Regions from separate parts of the Homo sapiens genome. Here all the other regions are linked to region 2. A link is an interaction called in ENCODE POLR2A ChIA-PET data of the cell type or tissue named here. Cell type or tissue: CD4-positive, alpha-beta T cell. All regions are shown on one strand. Region 1 holds the start of LOC124904670 (a long non-coding RNA gene). Region 2 holds the start of ZNF431 (zinc finger protein 431). Region 3 holds the start of ZNF626 (zinc finger protein 626). Region 4 holds the start of ZNF737 (zinc finger protein 737). Region 5 overlaps ZNF626 (zinc finger protein 626).

Region 1 (5,000 bases), 430 kb after region 2:
TTTAAAGGAAGAGCACACCAGGAGATTTCTCTCAGCCCCAGTGCATCCATCTGCTTCCTTGAGAGGCTACACTCCATACCTCAGGCTGTCCTATGAAAGAAAATGACCCAGGACCTGAGATTCCCTAGACACTCTAGCAGACATAGCCATGGCTGATATAATGGTTTATTCACAGACAGTACTGAAACCGATGACCAAGAAAAAACTAAAGGGTGGTTGAGGACACATCACCCAATAAAGCTTCCCCCCGCCAAAAAAAAACCTTTACCCCAAAGCATTCTGGTAAGATCTCTGCCTAGGGAAGGTAAAAGGAAAAGAGGCACAGAGATTTTACACAACACAGTGTCAGGGGTTATTCTTTGCTTTCTTCTCATGGGAAATATTTACAAACAGAAAATGAATCTTTTAAAATGTGCCATCCAGTGGTTTGTAAAAAAAAATACAGTATTGAAAATATACACTAAAGGACAAATAGATGACAATGTGAACTAGGGAAACGAGGCTGGCATTTGGGATTGTCAGAAGGAACTGGAAATTTAGTATTTTACTTCAAGCCTGAGTTAGGCTGGAGGAATGGGGGATGAGGGCTAGACTTGAGACCGCACTTGGGACACATTTAAAAAATTCAGGGGAAAAAAAAAATCAGTCTCTTGTGAAGTGTGTATCCTCAAACATATATTTTTTTTTTTTGTAAATTTTTGTAAATTGCATTGGGGAAAACAAAATTTAAGCTTAACCAACTAACTATAAATGGCCAATTAAGCTCTGATTACATAACCAGAAAATTTACACACTCAAAGTGGAAATTAAGAAAGTACGTGACTCCCTGTAGTCCCAGCTGCTCGGGAGGTTGAGGCAGGAGAATCGCTTGACACCGAGAGGTTGCAGTGAGCTGAGATCGCGCCACTGCACTTCAGCCTGGGTGACAGAGCAAAACTGTCTCAAAAAAAAAAACAAAAAAAAGTAGGTAACTGTACCTAACCGATTATTGAATTTGTTTTTTTTTTTTTAATCATGGACCTTATAAAAGTCTTTCCTTCAAGTTCCTCCCATGAACCACAAACTAAAACCCATAGCTGGGTACTCTACAATTTTTGAGCCACTCTTTGATTAAATTCTTTAATCTTTTTGCGGTGACTCCATAAATTTTTAATAGATGAAAAGAGGGACTAGGAACCCCACCGACCAAAACTCTTCCCATTCATGAACCCTCACCCGAGTCGGGATTCTCCCCTGACTACCCTCCCATGGTCCCTGCACAATTGGCCAGAGACAAGGCGCTGCGGCTGCAGAGCTGCCCAGAGAGGCCTCCAGGCCAGGGGACCATCACTGGGTCACTGTGCAGACAGGACGCCCAGTGTGGGGAAAAGCAAGAGAGATCAGATTGTTACTGTGTCTGTGTAGAAAGTAGACAGACATAGGAGACTCCATTTTGTTTTGTACTAAGACAAATTCTTCTGCCTTGAGATGCTGTTAATCTATAATCTTACCCCCAACCCTGTGCTCTCTGGAACATGTGCTGTGTCAAACTCAGGGTTAAATGGATTAAGGGTTGTGCAAGATGTGCTTTGTTAAACAGATGCTTGAAGGCAGCACGCTCCTTAAGAGTCATCACCACTCCCTAATCTCAAGTACTCAGGGACACAAAAACTGCGGAAGGCCGCAGGGACCTCTGCCTAGGAAAGCCAGGTATTGTCCAAGGTTTCTCCCCATGTGATAGTCTGAAATATGGCCTCGTGGGAAGGGAAAGACCTGACCGCCCCCCAGCCCGACACCCATGAAGGGTCTGTGCTGAGGAGGATTAGTATAAGAGGAAGGCATGCCTCTTGCAGTTGAGACAAGAGGAAGGCATCTGTCTCCTCCCTGTCCCTGGGCAATGGAATGTCTCGGTATAAAACCTGATTGTACGTTCCATCGACTGAGATAGGAAAAAACCACCTTAGGGCTGGAGGTGGGACATGTGGGCAGCAATACTGCTTTGTAAAGCATTGAGATGTTTATGTGTATGCACATCTAAAAGCACAGCACTTGATTCTTTACCTTGTCTATGATGCAAAGACCTTTGTTCATGTGTTTGTCTGCTGACCCTCTCCCCACTATTGTCTTGTGACCCTGACACATCCCCCTCTTGGAGAAACACCCATGAATGATCAATAACTACTAAGGGAACTCAGAGGCTGGTGGAATCCTCCATATGCTGAACGCTGGTTCCCTGGGTCCCCTTATTTCTTTCTCTATACTTTGTCTCTGTGTCTTTCTCTTTTCCAAGTCTCTCCTTCCACCTAACGAGAAACACCCACAGGTGTGGAGGGGCAACCCACACCTTCAGCCCAGGGTCCTGCTGTCAGCGCAGCCACCATGCTATGGCTGAAGAGGACTGAGGCTGAGTTGGCCAAGGAGAACTCGGGGCGCAGACTGTGGAGCTGACTGACGGGAGACCCGAGTCCCACCACAGCCACTTGCCACCAGTTCCAATCAACTCCTTCCCTTTTCTCAGGATGTCGGACCCGGCACTCTCACCATTTCTAGGCTTCCAGGGGGTCCTGGCATCTTAGCTGTGGATCTCCCAATACCTGCAGGTCACAAAGTCACGGAGACTGGGCCTCTGAAGACTAGACGTAGAACTCCAGCTGCAGCCGGAGACAAAGGCCCCCATATTCCGGAAGCTGTCTTGCCCGCTCCAGCTGCGTGGCTGATTGGAGGGTTTCCAGCCCAGTGTTGCTGATTGGATAACGCTTAAATCCCCGCCTCCTCACATCGTGATTGACAGAAGATGTGACCAAACGCTAGGCTGAATGAAGAAAGAGTGACTGCCTAAGCTGCCGCCCGCTCAGAAAGGGCTTCGTCCCTGAGCTGAGCCAGGCCCACCCTAGAGGGTGTTTGCATGTAATCTTGTGTATAAGGTTATATGCATTTATAAATATTATACTGTATGGCTATTCACAAATGAAAAGAATATAATAATAATGATTTTGAAATTTCAGGTTTTATAACCTTCCTGGCTTTGAGAAGGCAGCATGAGATTTTTTGTCTTTGTTTTTGTTTTTTGAGACGGAGTCGCTCTGTTGACCAGGCTGGAGTGCAGTGACGCGATCTCGGCTGACTGAAAGCTCCGCCTCCCGAGTTCACGCCATTCTCCTGCTTCAGTCCCCTAAGTAGCTGGGACTACAGGCGCCTGCCACCATGCCTGGCTAATTTTTTGTATTTTTCGTAGAGACACGTTTCACCGTGTTAGCCAGGATGGCTCGATCTCCTGACCTCGTGATACGCCCACCTCGGCCTCCCAAAGTGTTGAGATTACAAGCGTGAGACACTGCATCCGTCTGTTGTAACAATTTAATTAAAGCAATATATCCAAAATATTATTTTAATATGTGAGCAATGTATAATTATGAATGAGATATATATTTATATATAACATAATTATGTATCTATATATTGCATTATGCTATGTATTTTTATCCATATTATATATAGATATTTTTATCTATATGTTGTATATTTTTATATTTATGGAACTAAATCTTTGAAACTAACTCTGCATTTTACCTTTCTTGCAAATTGCAGCTCAGACCAGCCACATTCCAGGCTCCCAGGAGTCACACATGGTCAATACCTGTCACATTGAAGTGCAGCTCTGTTGTCAGGTCTGTGAAAGGCCTGAATATCCCTTTTCTTCCTGTTAGGAATAACGCTCAAAATCATAAGGAAATTGAACACTCGAACAAAGGATTCCTAGCAAAGCAATTTTAGTTCTGCACAGAGGGGTGCGTTCTTGTCCAGTCACCATGAGAGCACACCTGAACAAAGGGGCACAAGAGCCTTTATTCCTGACACAAGTCCTGCCCCTGTACCCTTTCCCCATTGGCCAGGGTCGGGTCGTACAATCTGAACTAATCCTGGTTGGCTAAACATTTGATTTTTTTAGATAAGGTGGGCATGCAAAAGAATGCAGAGAGGAAGGGGAAGGGGTGTCTGCATTGAGCTAGAAAGTTAGTCCTCTTTCCAAATAAGGGAAGAAATGTGAGCTGGTACTGATAATGCCTGGTACTGTGGCGTGCCTGGGCATCTAACAAAGGCAGAAAGGAAAAAGGAGAAAAAGGAAAAAAAGGGGTGTGTGTGTGGGTACTATGAATTAAAGAATAAAAGATTGATCAGGCTATTTGAAGAGAAACCTCATCGTATCCCACATGCCCGACATGAGGGAACAGCCTCTTTCTACTAACATCTGTCTTCAGTTTCAAGGGTGGAACAGATAGTGGTCATAGAAAGAGCAGAAGGTAACAAGAATAAAATAACCACAGGTAGACCACTGAAGAATGATGGGGCCACAGGAGAACAAAACTCTATGTCTTCAGACCTGTCCACAGTATTGACCTCCAATTTTTAGATATGAAGAAAATAGATTAAAGGCAAACTTTGGCTATTTGGCCTTGGCCATAATGGTCAGGCTCTGGTCATCGGTTTTTTCCTGTGGTGTGGGGGACTGTGTGCATATAAGCACCAATCACATGCATACATGTCTACAAGTATTCCTGCATCAGTCAACATTGCCTTACAAGACATTTAACTTTAAATCGGGAAAAATGTCAGTACCTTTAGGGTGCCCATTGTTAGAAGGTGACTAATAATCAAACTGTCTTTAAATCTTGACACCCAATCTGCACTGGGTGCATGTATTAGTTAGGTATGGCAGCATAACAAATCATCCAAAACTTATTAGCTCATAATTGAGATGGTCCGCCATTTAGGCTAGGCTCAGTGGGGCCATTCTTCTGTTCCCAGCTGAGCTCCTTCAGACATGTATTGTCAGCTGTTTGTTGACTAGGCAGCTGTGCTTCTGGGAGTGAGCTTGTGCTTCAAGATCTGTCAACAGGGGCACCTTGCTACTCCTCCTCGTGGTATTTTATCCTCTAGGTGGCTAACATGGACTTTATTGATGGAGACAGCAGCATTCTGAAAGAAAAGCAGAAGCATTCAACACCATTTGAGCCCAGGCC
Region 2 (5,000 bases):
ACATAAATAGACTGTAACTTATTATTGTACCAACCACCGTGTTTTTACCAATAAAATAACATCAAGTGTTCAAGCCATGTTCAAATAAGGCAAATCCCAAGCTGTGGTCAATCTGGCTGTTTCTACACCTCATGTTTATTTTCTGTATGTCCCTTTGCTTTTTCTGCCATAAATCTGTTTTCATCATGTGGCTGTGCTGGAGTCCCTCTGACCCTGTTCTGGATTCACAGGCTGCCCAATTTGCAAATTATTCTATGCTCAAATAAACTCTGTTAAATATAATTTCTCTAAAGTTTTTTTCTTTTAGGCTGGGCACGGTGGCTCACACCTGTAATCCCAGCACTTTGGGAGGCCAAGGCGGGTAGATCACGAGATCAGGAGTTCAAGGCCAGCCTGGCCAACATGGTGAAACTCCATCTCTACGAAAAATACAAAAAAAATTAGCTGGGCATAGTGGCGCGCACCTGTAATCCCAGCTACTCGGGAGCCTGAAGCAGGAGAATTGCTGAACCCAGGAGGCAGAGGCTGCAGTGAGCAGAGATTAGGCCACTGCACTCCAGGATGGGCAAAAGAGCAAGACTTGGTCTCAAAAAAAAAAAAAAAGTTTCTTTCTCTTAAAAGTTTTCAAATTTTTTTATATGATGAAAAATAAATAATGTGTTGTTGGGCCTCGATTTCCTAAACTCATCCCTCAGCTATTTCCTTAAATTATTCTATGTCTTTTCAAAATGCTTCTTCAATTTCTTTTCTTTTTTTGAGACAGGGTCTCACTCTATCAACCAGTCTTGATTGCAGTGGTGTAACCAATCATGGCTCACTTCAGCCTTCACCTTCCAGGCTCAAGCAATCCTCCTGCCTCTGCCATCTAAGTAGCTGGGACTACAGGCATGCACCACCATGGCTGGCTAAATTTTATTTTATTTTATTTTTCATGGAAACAGCATCTTATTATGTTGCCCAGGCTGCACTGGAACTCCTGAGCTCACGTAATTCTCCCATCTCAGGCTACCAAAGTGCTAACAATACAGGTGTGAGCCAGCTAGTGCTTCTGCAATTTCTTGAGATGATTATTCCCAATGATAAACAGTACTGAGCACAAATCTGAAGGAATCTGGTTTCTTCTGTACAAGTGTCACTCTCCAGGATTTCAAGGGTCTAGGGCAGGGCAGCTACTTTGTAGTGTGATCTATGGAGGTACATGGGCTTTGGAGTCAGACAGAGTTAATCCTGAGTCTCAGCCCAGCCACTTAGTATCTGTGGGTCTTTGGACAATTTTCTTGATGTGAAAGAGTTCTATGAACCACATATGGAAAAGAGGTAGATTGGTACTAATTGCAAAATGGTGGCAATTTTTAATCTCTTCTGTATCCATGCCCATTGCCAGGTGCTTTTACAACTGTTTCCATCAAGATCCAGAATCTGTTTTCCAAACCCTAGATCTGGCTGGCCTTATTGGCTCAGAGTGGTAGAAACTTGTGAACATGACAGTGGGCTAGTTTGGGGCCCAGGCTCAAATGGTCTTGAATGCTTCTGTTTTTCTTTCAGAATGCTGCCATCTCCCTGAATAAAGCCATGTTAGCCAGCTGGAAAATAAGATACCATGGGAAGGAGAAGCAAGGTGCCCTGTTGACAGCCCCAGAACTAGAAGCTCACCCCCAGAAGCACAGCTGGCTAGTCAACAAGCAGCTGATGATACGTGTCTCAAAGAGCTCAGCTGAGACTAGAAGAACGGCCCCACTCAGTCTAGCCTAAATGGCTGACCATCTCAATTATGAACTAATAAGTTTTGGACGATTTGTTATGCTACAATAGCTAACTAATACATGCACCCCGTGCAGATAGGACACCAGGATTCTATGACAGGTTGATTACTAGTTACCTTCTAACAGTGGGCACCCTATAGGTACTGATTTTTTCCCCTGATTTAAAGTTGGGTGACTTGTAAGAGAATGTTGAGTAATGCAGAAATACACGTAGACATGTATGCATGTGATTGGTGCTTATACCCACACAGTCCCACACACCACAGGAGAAAACAGATAACTACGGCCTGACCATTAGGGCCAAGGCCAATAGCAAAATAAGTTTTGCCTTTAATCTGTTTTCTCCATATCTAAACATTTGAGGTCAAGAGTGTGGACAGATCTGAAGACACAGAGTTTTATTATCCTGTGGCCCCAACATTCTTTCTTCACTGTCTGATCTCTGGAAGAAAATGGGCAACAGGTGGCTATCAGTGGTCTCCTTGTGGTTATTTTGTTCTTGCTGCCCTCTGCTCTTTCTATGGCCACTATCTGTTCCACCCTCAGAACTGAAGGGAGATGTTGGTAGGGAGAGGCTTTTCCTTCACCTCTGGCAGAAAAGGTTTGCTGGGGCCCTTCACCTCCCGACATCAGAGCTGCACTTCAATGTGGAAGCTTTGGTCATGTGTGGCTCCTGAGTGCCTGGAATGTTCCTGGTCTGAACTGCGATGTGCTAGAAAGGTAAAATACAGAGTTAGTTTCAAAGATTTAGTTTCAAATATTTATATACTTTATTAATAATCACATATTTCTCACACATTAAAATGAAAATTTTTTGATATATTGGGTTAATTAAATTGTTACAATCAATTCAACCTGTTACTTTTTTTTTTTAAGTTTGGTTACTAGAAAATTTAAAATTTACATATGGCTCACATTTTATTTCAGAAAATTACCTCCGTTCTAAAATTTCAGACGGCCTGCTGAAAGACCAGAAGCCGGGAAGGTCATAAAATCCGAAATTTTAAAATAATTGTTATTATATTCTTTTCATTTGTGAATAGGCATACAGTATGTTATTTATAAATGCATGTGACTTTACACACAAGGTTAAATACAAATTCCCTCTGGGGTGGGCCTGGCTAAGCTCTGGGAGGAAGCCCTGCCTGAAAAGACGGCAGCCTAAGCTGTCACTCTTTCTTCACTCAGCCCAGCATCTGTTCGCATCTTCTGTCACTCAGGGCCTGAGAAGGTGGGGTTTTAAACGTTATCCAATCAGCGACGCTAGGCTGGGAACCGTCCAATCAGGCACGCAGCTGGAGCGGACAGGACGGCTTCCGGGATGTGGCGGGGCCTTTGTCTCTCGCCGCAGCCTGAGCTCCAGGTCTCCCCTTCGCTGCTCTGTGTCCTCTGCTCCTAGAGGCCCAACATCTGTGGCCCTGTGACCTGCAGGTATTGGGAGACCCACAGCTAAGACACCGGGACCCCCTGAAAGCCTAGAAATGGTGAGAGTGCCGGGTCGGACATCCCGAGAGAGGGGAAGGGCTGGTTGTAACCGGTGGGAAGTGGCTGTGGCGGGACTCAGGCCTCCCCGCAGTCAGCTCCACAGTCTGCGCCCCGAGTTCTCCTTGCCCAGCTCGGCCTCAGTCCCCTCCAGCCATAAGATGGCGGCTGTGCTGACAGTCGGGACCCCAGGCGTCCTGTCTCTTCACTGCACAGTGACTGTGCCCTGGCCTGGAGCCCTCTCTGGGCAGCTCTGCACCCGCAGCACCGCGTCTTTCCCAGATTGTGCAGGGACCACGGGAGGGTCTTCAGGGGACAGTTCTGACTCGGGGTGCGGGTTCATGAATGGGAAGAGCTTTGTTCCGTGGAGTTCCCAGTTCCTCTTGTCTTCTGTTAAAAATATATGGGAGTCACTATAAAAACATTAAATAATTTAATCAAAGAGTGATTCAAAAATTGTGGAGCACCCAGCTGTGGTTTGTAATTTGTGCTTCATGGGCGGGACTTGAAGAAAAGACTTTTATAAAAAGCATGATGAAGAAAACCAAATTCAGTAATTGGTTAGGTAGAGTTACATAGTTTCTTAATTTGTACAATAAAGGTGAAAATTTCCTGATTATGTAATCAGAGGTTAATTGGCAGTTTATAGTTGGTTAGGGCTGAGTTTTGTTTCTCTCAATGTAGTAATTTACTGAAAAATGTACGTCAGTTAGATTTTTTTAAAGTAGGAACCCAGGGACTAAAGACACCTCCGTCTAATTGCCTGCCTTTTAATTATTTTCACAGTCCATGGGGAGCTGATTTTCCGCTGCATTTTTCACCTGTGTCCCAAGCAGGGTCTTAAGTCTAACCCCCATTCCTCATTTCTCCAGCCTCCCTCTGGCTTGCAGTAAGATACTAAATTTCCAGTTCCTTCTGGTGTTTCCAAATGCCAGCTTTTCCTCCCTAATTCACGTTATCGCCTATTTGTCTTTTAGTGTACTTTTCTATACCGTATTTTAATTATTTTTTGACAAAGCATTAAATGACGCTTTTCAAAAAGTTTTTTAAAAGATTTTTTAAAAAAAATATCTGTAAATATTTCCCATGAGAAGAAAGCAAAGAATAATCCCCTGATACTGTATTGTTAAAACTCTCTGTGCCTTTTCTCCTTGTATCTTCTCTAGGCACAGAGATCTTGTCAGAATGTTTTTCGGTCAAGGTTTTCCTTTGGAAACTTTATGGGGTGATGTGTCCTCAGCCACCTTTTAGTTTTTTTCTGGTCGTGGGTTTCAGTGCTGTCTGGGGATGAACTAAGATATCCACCGTGGTTATGTCAGCTAAAGTGCCTAGTGAATATCAGCTTCTGGTTTATTTTCTTCCATAGGACGACTTGAAATATGGAGTGTATCCTCTCAAGGAAGCAAGTGGATGCCCTGGGGCTGAGAGGAATCTTCTAGTTTACTCTTATTTTGAAAAGGTAACCTCTTGAGACATTAAAATTGTCTACGCCCAACCCAGCTTTCATTTCTTGGGGACACATTGCTGGTCAGCCAGTCCGATGCTGGCACTGATGGGAAAACACAGAAATAATGTATGCCCCCTGGATTGTCTTAGGGGGCAGAAAGATAATGAAATAAATATAGTGGAAGAAAAATAGTGTTAAAAAGTGAAAAATTTGTGACAGATAAAATAGTATCCCAAAAGACCAGAAAAAAACAAAAACAAAAACAAAAAAACCTGACTCTAGTGAGATGGTGTAAGAACTTGCAAAGT
Region 3 (5,000 bases), 480 kb before region 2:
TTTTGCAACCCATGAAGATTTTTTAGTTAGCTGGTACTTCTTCCTGTTGCAATACTTCTTAGGAATTCATTTTTTTTTTACATAAATCTAATATTCTTATTTTAGAAAGCGTAAAAAGTGCCTCAAAACCATAACAACTTCATTACCAGTAAGACCCTCCCAGTTTCCTTTCATCTTAATCTTGACTGCATCTGCCTGTGGGGCCCCAGCTTTCCAAGGCTTTGTAGCTTCTTTCAGAATGAAGGCTCCTTCCGTGGCTGGGGTGAGCAGTCTTGAGATATCCGCAAGGGAGACTCCCCAGAAAAAAATAACAGGGCCTTTAATAACCTCCTGTTGGCCGGGTGCGGTGGCTCACACCGATAATGCCAGCACTTTGGGAGGCCGAAGCGGGTCTGAGGCAGAGAGTTCAAGACCAGCCTGACAAACATGGAGAAAACCCGTCTCTACTAAACACCAAAATTAGCCGGGCGTGATGGTGCATGCCTGTAATCCCAGCTACTGGTGGGGCTGAGGTAGGAGAATCGCTTGAACCCAGTAAGCCGAGATCACGCCATTACATTCCAGCCTGGGCACCACAAGCGACACTGTGTCTAAAAAAAAAAAAAAAAAAAAAAAAATACCCTGTTGCAGGCTTAATATTAGCCTTAGCTTGGAGTCACTAGGTTCAAGCTTTAATGTCCACATCAGTTATTCACTTGGTTTTTGAAACTAAGTGTTAGAAACTCCAGTGAAATTACTCACAATGTTTACATAAAGGAATTTTTAAGATGCTTACTTTTTTTTTCTTTTTTTTGAGCCGGAGTCTCGCTTTGTCACGCAGGCTGGAGCGCGATGATTGGATCTCAGCTCACTGCAACTTCCGCCTCCCGGGTTCAAGCAATTCTCGTGCCTCAGCCTCCCAAGTGGCTGGTACTACAGGCACGTGCCAACACGCCGATAGTTTTCGTATTTTTAGTAGAGACGGGTTTCACCACGTTGGCCAGGCTGGTCTAGAACTCCTGACCACGTGATCCACCTGCCTCGGCCTCCGAAGTGCTGGGATTACAGGCTTGAGCCACCGCGCCCAGCAAGAAAGGGGTTTTGAACCCTAATGCAGTTCCTGTTTTTGTTTCCATCCCCTATTGGCTGGGATCAGACCGCACAATCTAAGCTGATCCTGGTAAGCTTAGACCCAAACTTTTTCCAAATAAAGTAAATGCGCGATTTGCGAGAAAAGGAAAAGGGGGTAGAAGAAGAGGTAGGGTTGATTTACAACTTTTACAACTTATGACCAGAAAGTTGAGTCATTTAAAAGGAACTTAGTTGTCCTAACACCTCTTTACCTCAAGTGATCCGCCCGCCTCGGCCTCCCAAAACGTTGGGATTACAGGCGTGAGCCACAGCGTCCGGCCCCATACATTTTTAATAGGAGAAAAGAGAAACTGTAAACCCAAAGGAACAAAGCTCTTCCCATTCATGAACCCGCACCCCGAGTCAGGATTCTCCCCTGCCCACCCTCCCCTGGTCCCTGCACAATCTGGGAGAGACGCCACGCTGCGGGTGCAGAGCTGCCCAGAGAGGGCTCCAGGCCAGGGTAGTCACCGCGCAGTGAAGAGACAAGACGCCCGGGTGCCGGCTGTCAGCGCAGCTGCCATTTTATGGCTGAACAGGACTGAGGCCGAGCTGAGCAAGGAGAACTGGGGGAGCAGACTGTGGAGCTGACTGCGGGGAGGCCTGAGTCCCGCCACAGCCACTTTTCACCGGTTCCAACCAGTCCCTCTCCTCTCTCGGGATGTCGGACCCTCACTCTCACCATTTTTGGCTTCCAGGAGGTCCCGGTGTCTTAGCTGTGGATCTCCCAATACCTGCAGGACACGGGGCCACACAGCCTGGGCCTTTAGGAGAAGAACCAGACCTGGAGCTCTGACTGCAGCGAGAGACAAAGGCCGCACCAAACCCGGAAACCGTCCTCTTCGCTCCAGCTGCGTTCCTGATTGGATGGTTTCCAGCCCACCATCCCTGATTGGATAATGCTTAAGGCCCCGCCCCCTGAGGCCCTGAGTGACAGTAGATGTGATCAGACGCTGAGCTGAGTGAAGAAAGAGTGACAGCCTAAGCTGCAGCCTTTTCAGGCAGGGCTTCCTTCCTGAGCTGAGCCAGGCCCACCCCAGAGCATGGGAGAATTCTATCTTTTCTTTACTCTCTCTCTTTTTGAATGTATTCAAAAGGTGAACAGAAGTATTTTGCTCTCATATTAATAATACATAAAATTTTTGTTCAAGAGAAAATCAACTTTTACTTTGGCAATAATGTATTATCAATACTAAAGGTAATTTTGATAAAACCTTATAAAAAATCAAATTTGTCATTTTTGACCTCTCGAGATTTACATACATATTTTGTAATCTAATGTAATTTTTTAACTTTTTATATTTTATTTTTATCTACATTCTTTTTATTTTTTCAATTTGAAACAACCTTTAAGTAATTTCAAACTGTTACAAGAGACAAAGAAATCATTTAGGGCCAGTCCGCTGGTGCACGCTTGTAATCCAAGCACTTTGGGAGGCCAAAGTGGGTGGATCACTTCAGGTCAGGAGTTCAAGACCAGCCTGGCCAACATGTTGAATCTCATCTCTAGTAAAAACACAAAAAATTAGCCAGGTGTGGTGGTACACACCTGTAGTCCCAGGTGCTACGGCGGCTGAAGCAGGGGAATCGCTTGAACCCAGGAGGCGGAGGTTGTGTAACGGCCTAAGGGCTTCATCTTGCCTAGACAGAGATGATTCATCAAGACAGGGGAATTTGTGGAGGAAAAGTTAAATATTAAATTTGAACTCAGTTGAACATGGACACAAACAATGGTCACCAAGTCCTGGAACAGGTTATGTGAGCCCCTTGAGGCATTCACCTGCCGACCTTCCCCTGGTCCCTGCACAATCTGGGAGAGACGCCATGCTGCAGGTGCAGAGCTGCCCAAAGTGGGCTCCAGGCCAGGGCACAGTCACAGCGCAGTGAAGAGGCAGGACTTCTGGGGGCCTGGCTGTCAGCGCAGCTGCCATCTTCTGGCTGAATGGGACTGAGGCCAAGCTGGGCAAAGAGAACTGGGCACAGATTGTTTTGGAGAAATCTCTATTTTAATCTATTCCTATACGTTAGTTATTGAAAAACAATAGCCAATCGCAAAAAAAACAAGTTGACTTTTTTGTGTTCCTTGAGCCCAGTTGCAAAGAGCCCAGTTGCAACTGGGCCTCATGCCAAACAACTTGTTACAAAAAGAGCTAGGATCCCAGACTGCACCAAAGCTCCAAAGACCTCTCCTTGTCTGTACAGGGATGGGTGGCCGACTCTGGAGCCCAGGCTGTTGCTTCCTGGTCTGCTGATGAATCCTCCATAGTCTGGTGAGTGTAAAGATATATATTTTTTCTCTTCTCCCCTTCCCATTGCAATGCTCTTATTATATCAATTTGCTTATTATATATGCATTGCCATTTACCTGGGATAAAGCTTGTTTACCCTTAAAGGTATTGTGTGCGTGTCTTTTCTTCTCCCCTCATGTGTTTCCTGCACAGAACATATTTCTCAAAGGCTTCATTTGTTCCTTTTTATTCATTTTTGTTTAATCTTGTCTGCATGCCTTATTTTGGCAAGGTGGTCTTCAAACTCTGATGTTCTTTCTTCTGCTTGGTCAATGCAGCTACAAATACTTTTGTATGCTTCAGGAGGTTCTCATGCTGTGTGTTTTAGCTCCATCAGATCATTTATGTTCCTGTCTAAACCAGTTATTCTAGTTAGCAGTTCCTCTAACCTTTTATCAAGGTTCTTAGCTTCTTTCAATTGGTTTAGAACATGTTCCTTTAGCTCAGCAGAGTTTATTACCCATCTTCTGAAGCCTACTTTTGTCAATTCATCCATCTCATCCTCTGTCCAGTTCTGCACCCTTGCTGAAGAGACATTTTGATAACTTGGAGGAAAAGCCGCACTCTGGCCTTTCAGAGTTCTTTTGTTGATTCTTTCTCATCTTCATGAACTTGTCTAGTTTTGATCTTTGAGGCTGTTGACAACTGAATGGTTGTTTCTGTTTTGTTTTGTTTTGTTTTGAGACAGAGTCTCACTCTGTCACCCAGGCTGGAGGGCAGTGGCACAATCTCGGCTCAATGCAACCTTCGCATCCCAGGTTCAAGTGATTCTCGTGTCTCAGATTCCCGAGTAGCTGGGATTACAGGCATGCAACACAACGCCTGGCTAATTTTTGTATTTTTTAGTAGAGATGGGGTTTTGCCATGTTGGCCAGGCTAGTTTTGAACTCCTGACCTCAAGTGATCTGCCTGTCTCAGCCTCCCAAAGTACTGAGATTACTGGTGTGAGCCACCATGCCCGGCCTTGGATGGGGTTTTTGTCGGTACTTTTTTGTTGTTGATGTTGTTGTTTTCTGTTTGTTTGTTTTTCTTTCAGTGGTCAGGTCCCTCTTCTGTAGGGCTGCTGCAGTTTGCTGGGGGTTCACTTCAGGCTCTATTCATCTGGTTCACTCCTGTTCCTGGAGATGTCAATCAAGGAGGTTGGAGAATAGCAAAGAAGAGTGTCCGCTCCTTCCTCTGGGATCTCTGACCTCAAGAGGCACCAACCTGATGCCAGTAGGATCGCTCCTGTATAGGGTGTCTGACAACCCCTGTTGAAGGGTCTCACCCAGTTGGGTGGCATGGAGAGGAGAACCCATTTAATGAAGCACTTTGTTCCTTGGTGGAGGGGAGTGTTTTGCTGGGGGGAAACCCACTCATGTGGGCTGCCCACATTTTTCAGAACTAGCAGGAGGAAAGGCTAAGTCTGCTGGTCCACAGAGACTGCAACTGTAGCAGGACGAGCCACAGACAAAACTCCTCAGACACTGAGTTAAAGAAGGAAGTGGTTTATTCGACCGGGAGCATCTGGCAAGACTCCTGTCTCAAGAGCCGAGCTCCCCGAGTGAGCAATTCCTGTCCCTTTTAAGGGCTCACAACTCTAAGGGGGTCCACGTGAGAGGG
Region 4 (5,000 bases), 580 kb before region 2:
TGTTTACATAAGAAGGAAGTGCTTACTTTTTTTTTTTTTTTTTTTGAGACGGAGTCACCCTGTGGCCCAGGCTGGAGTTCAATGGCATGATCTTGGCTCACTGCAACCTCTGCCTCCCCGGTTCAAGACCTTCTTGTGCCTCAGCCTCCCATGTTGTTGGGAATACAGGCGTATGCCACCACACCCGGCTAATTTTTGTATTTTTAGTAGAGATGGGGTTTCATCATGTTGGGCAGGCTGGTCTCAAACTCCTGACCTCAAGTGATCCACTCACCTCGGCCTCCCAAAGTGCTGAGATGACAGGCGTGAGCCACTGCACCTGGCTAAGGTGCTTGCATGTGATACCTCCATAAGAAAAGTAAATATATCTACTTCTTTCAGAAAATATATGTATTATTTTATTATTTATCTTAAAAATAAGTAGGCCTGGTGCGGCAAATCATGCTTGTAATCCCAGCACTTTGGAGGGCCGAGGCAGGTAGATCACGATGTCAGAAGATCACGACCATTTTGGCCAACATGTTGAAACCCCCTCTCTACTTAAAATACAAAAGAATTAGCTGGGTGTGGTGGCACGTGCCTGTAATCCCAGCTACTCAGGAGGCTGAGGCAGGAGAATTGCTTGAACCCAGGAGGTGGAGGCTGCAGTAAGCCGAGATCACGCCACTGCACTCCAACCTGTTGACAGAGCGAGACTCTGTTTCAAAAAAAAAGTAAATAAATAAAATAATGTAGTAAAAAATTAGTCATATGGGAACACTTCTAGAAGGTACCATGTTTCATCACATATAATTTAGCATTTAACTCAGAACTCAACAGGATATAGAACTGAGATATTCACTGTCACAAATTTCCCCTGCAAAAAGAGGAACTAATGTGTTGACGAATCTATGTAACTCATCAATTATCTACCACATTTTCCTGTGGAAATATATTCATTGTCTACAGCCAAAATGGAAGAGAGATTTTCCCTATTTTTTTCCTTGGTAACTAGCATTCCTGGCTAACATACTGAAACTCCATCTCTACTAAAAATACAAAAATTAGCTGGGCGTGGTGTCGCGTGCCCATAGCCCCAACTACTCCAGAGGCTGAAGCAGAAGAATGCTTGAACCTGAGAGGCGGAGGTTGCAGTGAGCCGAGATCTGACACTGCACTCCAGCTCTGGCGACAGAGCGAGACTCCGTCTCAAAAAAAAAAAAATAAAAATAATAAATTGAGGAACATGGGGTACACTTGAGGCCTTGCTTGAGACACATGTGGAAAATGCCAGGGAAAATCAGTCCGCTGTGGCGTGTGAAAATAATTAAGTGGCAGGCAATTAGACTGAAGAAGCTCTAGTCCCTGGATTTCTACCTCAAAAAAAAAAAAATCTAAGCTCATGTGCATTTTTTGGGAAATTACTACATTAGGGGAAACAAAATTCAGGCTTAAGCAACTATAAACTGCCAATTAAACTGTAATTACATAACCAGGAATTTTTTTTTTTTTTTTGAGACGGAGTCTCACTGTCGCGCAGGCTGGAGTGCAGTGGCAAGATCTCAGCTCACTGCAACATCCACCTCCGGAGTTCAAGCGATTCTCTCACTTCTGCCTCCCGAGAAGCTGTGATTACAGACATCTGTCATCACACCCAGCTAATTTTTGCATTTTTAGTAGACATGGGGTTTCCCCATTTGGGCCAGGCTTATCTTGAAGTCCTGACCTCAAGTTATCCGCCTGCCTCGGCCTCCCAAAGTGCTGGGATTACAGGCGTGAACGACTGCGCCCGGCCCCATAAATTTTGAATAGCAGAAAACAGAAACTGTGAACTCCACGGACCAAAGCTCTTCCCATTCATGAACCTGCACCCCGAGTCAGGATTCTCCCCTGACGACCCTCTGGTGGTCCCTGCACATTCTGGGAGAGACGGGAGGCTGCGGTTGCAGAGCTGCCCACGGAGCGCTCCAGGCCAGAGCAGTCACTACGCAGGGAAGACACAGGACGCCAGGGGGCCCGGCTGTCAGCGTAGCCGCCAAATTATGGCTGAACGGGACTGAGGCCGAGCTGGGCAAGGAGAACTCAGGGTGCAGATTGTGGAGCTGACTGCGCAGAGGCCTGAGTCCCGCCACAGCCACTTCCCACCGGTTCCAACCAGCCTATCCCCCTCTCTCGGGATGTCGGACCGGCACTCTCACCATTTCTAGGCTTCCAGGGGCTCCCGGGCGTCTTAGCTGTGGATCTCCCAATACCTGCAGGACACAGGGCCACAGAGGCTGGGCCTCTAGGAGCAGAGGACACACAGCAGTGAAGACAAGACCTGGAGCTCCGGCTGCAGAGACAAAGGCCCCGCAAAACCCGGAAGCCTTCCGCTTCACTCTGGCTGCGTGCCTGATTGGACGGCTTCCAGCCCAGCGTCCCTGATTGGATAATGCTTAAATCCCCGCCCCCTCAGGCCCTGAGTGACAGAAGATATGATCAGATGCTGGGTTAAGTGAACAAAGAGTGCCAGCCTAAGCAGCTGGCTTTTCAAACAGTGCTTCCTCCCTGAGCTGAGCCAGGCCCACCCCAGAGCATGGGAATATTTTATCTCTTGTTTACTCTCTTTCTTGTTGAATGTATTAAAAAGGTGAACAGAAGTATTTTGCTGTCATTAATAATACATAAAATTTTTGTTCAACAGAAAATCAACTTTTACTTTGGTAATGGTAAAATCTATTAAAGCTAATTTTAATAAAACCTTATAAATAAATCAAATTTGTCATTTTTGAGCACTCCAGATTTACATATATATTTTGTAATATCTCGTAATTTTAAAAAACTATTTATATTTTATTTTTGTCCACATTCTTTTTATTTTTTCAATTTGAAACAATCTTTAATTTCCAACAGCTATAGGAGATAGAAATCATTTAGAGGCAGGCACGGATAGTTCACGCTGGTAATTCCAACACTTTGGGAGGCCAAGGTGAGCAGATCACTTGAGGTCAGGAGTTCAAGACAAGCCTAGCCAACATGGTGAAACCCCATCTCTAATAATAACTAATAAATAATAATAATAACTAATAATATAAAAAGTTACCTGGGTGTGGGGGTGCACATCTGTAGTCCCAGCTACACCGGAGGCTGAGGCAGGAGAATCACTTGAAGCCAGGAGGCGGAGGTTGTGTAACAGCCCAAGGGGTTTATTTTACCCTTTGCCTAGACAGAGCCGATTCATCAAGACAGGGGAATTTGTGGAGGAAAAGTCACATATTAAATCTGAACTCAATTGAATGTGGACACAAACAATTGTCACCAAGTCCCAGAACAGGTTGTGTGAGCCCCTGAGGTGTTCATCCAGCGCTGTATTGAAGAAATCTCTATTTCAATCTATTCCTATATATTAGTTGTTGAAAAACAATAGACAATCACAAAAAAAGGTTGACCTTTTTGTGTTCCTTGAGGCAAGTCGTGAAGGGCTCTCATCACTGGGCCTTATGCCAAACAACTCGTTACAAAAGAGCTAAGGTCCCAGACCGCCCTGAAGCTTCATAAGACCTCTCCTTGTCTGTGTACGATGGACGGGTGGCTGACTCTAGAGCTGTGGCTGTTGCCTCCCTCTCTGGTGGTGAATCCCCCATAGTCTGGTGAGGGAAAATATATATATATATATATATATATATATATATATATCTTTTCCCATTTCCTCGTCTTATTAAGATTGGCTTATTACATCAATCTGCTTATTATATTTATTTGCTTATTATATCATTTGCTTATTATATTATTACTTTATTATGTCTGCATTGCCATTTACGTGGGATAAAAGTTGTTTACCCTTAATGGTATTGTGTGTGTGTCTTTGTTTCTCCCCTCTCACATTTGCCTCACAGAACATTTTTGGCATCACAAATAGGATTTGAAAACAAAAGTGTACCCCTTTTTGACTAGAAGGACAGGGCTGGAGGGCTCAGGGACTTCCCATATCCTGGGATGGGAACTCCCCCAGTTCTCCCTCTTGGTGATTAAATGGTCAAGGGGAACTGGTTTTTGTGGGAATTGGGAATCTAAATTAGTGCAGTTTAAACCTTTGACTGTGCGGGAAGTGCTGCGGGGGATTCCAGTCAGCAAAGGAGATGCTGAGGGATCTCCCGGAGTGGATGGTGTTTGCTTACTGCTTATAAGTTAATGTATCGTGATAGGGGCTGGTTGCTACAAGATAAATGTAAGCGGAAAAGGAAAATGCTAATCTGACTTCCAGACTGGCCCAATGCCAGTCAATGTCTTGACTGATAAAGCTCAAAGCTATCAGCCTATCGCTGAAAAAAGCAGCTGTCCAGGTGGCCCAGTCAGGATAAAACTGAAGAACTAGTCAGCCGGGGCTTCGAGCAGGTAAAAACCCAGTTCCTATTTCAAAAATGGGAAATTAACCCTAGTAAAATTCAAGGACCTGCACAAAGTATAAAATTCCTTGGCATTTTATGGAATGCAAATAAATAGTCCATTTTACCAAAGGCTAAGGCTAAAATACTAGATTTTGCAACCCCTACCACTAATGTACTGGCTTGTTTGGTTTCTGGAGACATCATATTCCCCACTTGGGTAACATTTTACAACCTCTGCATGCAGCCACTAGAAAACGCTATGACTTTCACTGGGGAGAGAAAGAGAGCATGGCCTTTGAACAAGCTAAACAAGCAGTGCAACTGGCCCTGGATCTATGGCCCATACGGGATGGGCCAGTAGAACTGCAAGTAACTGTCCTAGATCAATATGCTAATTGGAGCCTTGGGCAGAAACAAGATGGGAAGAGGGTACTTTTCGGGATTTGGACCCAGAAACCACCAGAGGGAGGAAAAGCTTATACCTCTTTCAAGAAGCAACTGTTAGCTTGCTATTGAGCTTTGCTGGAAATAGAACACCTATGCTTCAACCATGATGTTTTTATGAGACCTGAAATTCCTATTATGACTTGAGACATGAGTTCCCCCAAAACCCACCAGATAGGGCACACCCAAGAAAGTAGCATCATATAATGG
Region 5 (5,000 bases), 500 kb before region 2:
AGTTAGACGAGACCACACCACTGCACTCTAGCGTGGGTGACAGAGTGAGACTCCATCTCAAAAAAAAAAAAAAAAAGCAACACAGGACCTGGAAGACATATTTGAAAATCTATCTTTATTATACCAGTATTCAAAAAAGCCAAAAGGCTGAAGCAACCCAGATGTCTCTTGATTTAAAAATACGTCAAAAAATATAACATATACATAAAATGGAATATTATTCCACCTTAAATAAAACAATCTTGTCACATTTTAAGATAAACATTGAGAATATTATGTCACTTGAATAATCCAGTAACAAAATTATGGATACTGTACGATTCCACTTATATGAGATACCTTAAGTAGTCAAAATCATAAAAATAGAAAGTGGAAATTTTGTCTGTCAAGGGCTGGAGAGAGGGTAAAATTAGCAGTTGTTATTTCATGGGTATTGAGTTTTAGTTTTGCAAGATGTAAAATTTCTAGGAGTCTTTTGCATAACAATGTGAATATACTTAACATGCCTGAAATGAACAGCTTGTTTATTTTGAGACAGGGTCTCACTCTGTCACCCAAGCTGGTGTGTAGTGGCACAATTTTGACTCCAGCTCAATCTCCCATGTAGCTGGGACCACAGCTGCACACCACGATGCCTGACTCTTATTAATTTTTTTTTTTATAGAAAGGGGTCTCCATATGTTCCCCAGGCTGGTCTCAAACTTCTGGGCTCCAGGAATCCTCCTGTCTTGGCCTCCCAAAATCCTGGGATTACAGAAGAGAGCCACAACCATGCCTGGCCCTGAAATATACACTTCAATAAATTTAAGATGGTAAATGTTATGTTACGTGTTTTTAAAACAATGTTTAAAAAAAAAAACTGAAAAAAATCCAGAATTATTAATCTTTTTGAAAATTACCTTCAAATCACAAAACTGTTTCTCTCACAAAAGGAAATATATATTCATCATTAAACCCATGTTGAAAATAAGACTATCTTCATGACTACTCACTTAGACAAGATAAAACTACCATCAAAAATCAGCTAAGAATATAAGATAAGCCATAACTAAAACTGGGGTCATATTTATAGATAAACACACACATACATATGTAATCTGATTGTGATAGACACGTGCAATTTATCTCTTAAGCCTCAAATGGACTTAAAGTGTACAAACAGAATTGCAAATTCTCTAAAATTATAATACATAAGTAAAACCAATAGGCACAATAAACTGATGTTAAGAAACCTACACTGAGACCAGGCGCAGTGGCTCATGACTATAATTGCAGCACTTTGGAAGGCCAAGGTGGGCAGATCACAAGGTCAGAAGTTTGAGATTAGCCTGAACAATATGGTGAAACACCATCTCGAATAATAATGCAAGAATTGGCCGGGGGTGGTGGCGTGCCTGTAGTCCCAGCTATTCCGGAGGCTGAGGCAGAAGAATGGCTTGAACTTGGAAGGCGGAGGTTGCAGTGAGCTGAGATCGCGCCAGTGCACTTTAGCCTGAGCAACATGGCGAAACTTCCTCTCAAAACAACAACAACAGCAGCAACAACAAACAAAAAAACTACACTGAAGAAACATGCTAATACAGAACTTCAAACAATAAGACAAATGTTTACTCATAAAATCTGGTGTAACACATGGAAGTATCATTACGAAAATTTGTCAGGCCAGGCGCGGTGGCTCATGCCTGTAGTCTCGCACTTTGGGAGGCTGAGGCGGGCGGATCACCTGAGGTCAGGTCAACCAGTCTGTCAACATGATGAAACCCCATCTCTACTAAAAATACAAAAATTACCAGGCATAGTGGCACATGCCTGTAATCCCAGCTACTTGGGAGGATGAGGCATGAGAACTGCTTGAACCCGGAAGGTGAAGGTTGCAGTGAGCCAAGATCGCACCACTGCACTCCAGTCTGGATGAGAGAGGGTAACTCCTTCTCAAAAAAAAAAAAAAAAAATTTGTTGAAGTAACTGCAATCTTTAACTAGTATTATGTACTCATCATATACAGGTATTTTGAATCATTGGCATGCACTGTGTAGCAGTAAAATTTTGAGAATATGCAGTATAATTATAAATAGATTCTAATGAGAAACTTAATAAATTAGCATTTAAAAGAAACTGGAGTTTCTTTTTATGTTTTAAATATATGCTATTCTTACACAAAACGAAACTGCTGTATTCTAACTTTAGAAGCAAAGAATAGCCTTACATTGTTAAACACAGAAAAAAATATATATATATTTTGGAGAATAGGGTTAGACCCTCTGATATGTAAAACAAATATTAGGAAATAAACTCATTATTTATATACAGGGTGAAGAAAGTAGATGAAAATTCCATAATTTTATAACTACTTATAACTAGTAACTATGTTTATATTTAGTAACTATTTTCATAAATATGGAGTGCTTACTAATTATCTAATTTACTTTCAGCATACCATGCAAATTCTAGCATATTATCCTAAATAACTGAATCTAAAATTACAAATTTGAAATAGAATATAGAAAGAAAAAAGGTATAAGGAGAGTGACATCAGTAAGATGAAAATAATAAAAGTGCTCTATTTTCATATCCCCTTATAGCAAAAAAAGTCAGCCATCCCTGACCAAAAATGACTTTATGAGACAACCAGGCATTATGGTTCACATCTGTAATGACAGCTACATGGTACATTACTGTTGGAGAGAAATGCTTCAGGCCAGGATTTTGAGACCAGCCTTGGTTATGTAGCAAGACGTCATCTCCAAAATAAGTGCCTCTAAGAGAGATGTGAGATCCAGGGATGCAGTTGTGAAACCCTATTAAAGCTGAAGTTCGAGACGTGTTCTATTCAGAAGGCAGGCCCTCATTCAGGTGGGAAATTACAGGACCCCTGTTCTTGGCTACAGACCAGGATAGGGTTCACCCAACTTGGTCCCACTGAGAATTCTGAACTTACTCTGTAGCCACCACAAACTCCTCCCAAGCCAGAGTCTGGCAGAGGTCCTGCTATTCCAGAGACCTGGAGGAAGGCATCTATTTACAGCCATGTAGGCAGGCCTGCATACCTTGGCCTTTACCATGGTCCCTGAAACAGTTCACTGACTCAGTTTCCGTTACACGAGCCACAGTTCATGGTCAGTCCTGCCTATATAGAAACCCACACAGTTACCTGAGGAAATGCTCTCTGGTACTCACTGAAAGCCACACTCATCCACATCCTGATTTAAGGCCCAGCATCTGCAGACCTGACTGCAAAAACATGCCCTAGTGTCTGCCCTACAGAGCAAAGTCCCGAAGGATATGCAGTCTGTCCAAAAATAAAATGGAAATTACAACTACCCAAGCCCCTGTAACAAGCCAACTGAAGATGAAACCTAATGGAGACCCAGCAGCCTTGTGACCAAGCTACAACCCCTCTTCACTACAAATTCAGAGGGCATCTCATCACCCTAAGGGCCCAATAAAAGAAAATCTTTACAATCTAAAATCAGTTTATGAAAACTTGAAGAGGTGTCTGCTCCATCAAATTCAAACACCAATACAAAACTATATTGTGCCCATTTTCAATGCTTCTATTTTAATGTAGCACTGGAAGTATGGGCAGAAGAATTAGTCAAAGAAATAAATAAATCCATTGAAATTAAAAAATAAGTAATCTTATATTTAAAAAACCATAAACAGTACATTAAAACCTCTCTAAACTAATAAATACACTCAGTAAATTAGCAAAATATAAAATTAACATACAAGTATATCTATGGTTTCATACACTTAAACTATCTGACAAAATAGAGGAAGAAAATTTTATTGACTATACCTTAAATAATAAATTTCTGAGGAAAATATTAACCAAGGAGGTAAATCTTTACAATAAAAAAAGGAAAAGTTAGAAAAGATACAAATAAATTTTAAAATATTTTGTCTATGAATTGAAAACATGAATATTATTGAAGTGCCATATTATCCAAAGTAATCTATAGATTCAATAAACTTCCTATTAAAATTGCAGTGGTACTATTTTCACAATAATGGAAAATACAATTCAAAAATTTACATGAAACTAAAATAAACTTTGAATAGCCAAAGCAATCATGAGGAAAATAACAAAGAGGAAGGATGTCATAATTTCAAACTATATATTTCAAGCCTAGATAGTAATAAAAACAGAATGGACTGTGCAGAAAAATGAACAAAAAAAAATTCAACAGAAACTATTACTCTCAGACATTTCAGATCTGATGCAAAGAGAACTTTGAGAGTAATTTTAGTTTCTCAAAATCATGCAGACATTTGTGCGTCCCAAAAATTATGGAAAAGCAGCCACACTGTGCAGTCTCTTATATGTCATGAAGAGGACTTTGGCTCTCACTGTGAACTTGAAGGAAGCTCACTGAAAGAAAAGGAAAATCCTTAGAGAATTTAAAAGCATAAGACAGAAGATGCCCCTTTGTAAGCAAAATTAAAAAAGAAAAAACCAAACAAACAAACAAACAAAAAATAGCTGCCCAAGAACTATTTCCTTTGGAACACAGCTCCCCAAATCACACTTTAAGGACTGGCTTTCTCTTTGACCTTGGGACCCCTTATCTGTGTCATCTGTTGTATTCATTTTCACTCACACCTACCTGAGGGTTTGGCTATCATCTCATTTCTCTTCATGGTCAAAGGTTTTCTTCCTTGCTCCAGACAGGTGATCAGGTCTGGCTTAGAAACAGTAATACCTGTTTTATTAAAAATAAATAACATAAATCTTGCTTATGTTCTCCAATTACAAGCTAGTAATGTGCTCAGCACAGAGGATGTGATAAAATATTCTAGTAAATTAATACAAAAATACTAAGTTGTAACAGAAATTTTTAAATAATTAGAAAATACTTTCAATTTGTAGGTTTCTTAATTTTACTACCTGGTGCTACTGAATCAAAAATTGGTGGTGGCAATTAGATTTTCAGGTGGAGCAACAATATTTTATGCCACTAAATTTCTGGAATTACCACTAATTTAGAGTGAAAAATACA

Evidence for each region. Peaks named below come from ENCODE experiments on the same cell type or tissue, not always from the same donor. Only the 100,000 strongest peaks of a DNase experiment are listed, where the experiment ranks them.
Region 1: POLR2A ChIA-PET joins it to region 2 with 16 read pairs; 4 of 35 experiments call an interaction of 5 or more read pairs at or near these places.
Region 3: POLR2A ChIA-PET joins it to region 2 with 14 read pairs; 3 of 35 experiments call an interaction of 5 or more read pairs at or near these places.
Region 4: POLR2A ChIA-PET joins it to region 2 with 15 read pairs; 6 of 35 experiments call an interaction of 5 or more read pairs at or near these places.
Region 5: POLR2A ChIA-PET joins it to region 2 with 10 read pairs; 2 of 35 experiments call an interaction of 5 or more read pairs at or near these places.

The regions. Positions count from the first base shown.
Region 1 is chr19:21,566,584-21,571,583 of GRCh38, forward strand. It overlaps LOC124904670 (a long non-coding RNA gene), which reads right to left and starts at 2,673. Exons shown (of 2, transcript XR_007067182.1): 1 at 1-2,673. It overlaps LOC101929007 (a long non-coding RNA gene), which reads right to left. Exons shown (of 4, transcript XR_007067176.1): 4 at 3,319-4,956. In CD4-positive, alpha-beta T cell, no CTCF peak of the experiment used is centred here; a DNase peak (open chromatin) is centred at 2,718; H3K4me3 peaks cover 1,615 bases; H3K27ac peaks cover 1,353 bases.
Region 2 is chr19:21,138,940-21,143,939 of GRCh38, forward strand. It overlaps ZNF431 (zinc finger protein 431), which reads left to right and starts at 3,101. Exons shown (of 5, transcript NM_133473.4): 1 at 3,101-3,247; 2 at 4,612-4,704. The coding sequence starts at 3,245. RefSeq lists enhancers at 3,127-3,606, 4,388-5,000. In CD4-positive, alpha-beta T cell, no CTCF peak of the experiment used is centred here; a DNase peak (open chromatin) is centred at 3,022; H3K4me3 peaks cover 1,316 bases; H3K27ac peaks cover 425 bases.
Region 3 is chr19:20,659,652-20,664,651 of GRCh38, forward strand. ZNF626 (zinc finger protein 626) reads right to left here and starts at 1,920. Exons shown (of 4, transcript NM_001076675.3): 1 at 1,793-1,920. The coding sequence starts at 1,795. RefSeq lists a silencer at 2,045-2,114. In CD4-positive, alpha-beta T cell, no CTCF peak of the experiment used is centred here; a DNase peak (open chromatin) is centred at 2,000; H3K4me3 peaks cover 1,595 bases; H3K27ac peaks cover 471 bases.
Region 4 is chr19:20,563,461-20,568,460 of GRCh38, forward strand. ZNF737 (zinc finger protein 737) reads right to left here and starts at 2,321. Exons shown (of 4, transcript NM_001159293.2): 1 at 2,178-2,321. The coding sequence starts at 2,180. The region is part of intron 2 of LOC105372316 (a long non-coding RNA gene); the gene reads left to right. RefSeq lists enhancers at 1,754-1,913, 2,124-2,173. In CD4-positive, alpha-beta T cell, a CTCF peak has its summit at 2,062; DNase peaks (open chromatin) are centred at 1,631, 2,051 and 2,391; H3K4me3 peaks cover 1,711 bases; H3K27ac peaks cover 761 bases.
Region 5 is chr19:20,641,077-20,646,076 of GRCh38, forward strand. It overlaps ZNF626 (zinc finger protein 626), which reads right to left. Exons shown (of 4, transcript NM_001076675.3): 3 at 4,608-4,703. Among named protein-coding and RNA genes, the nearest start is that of ZNF626, 18 kb to the right of the region's middle. In CD4-positive, alpha-beta T cell, no CTCF peak of the experiment used is centred here; no DNase peak of the experiment used is centred here.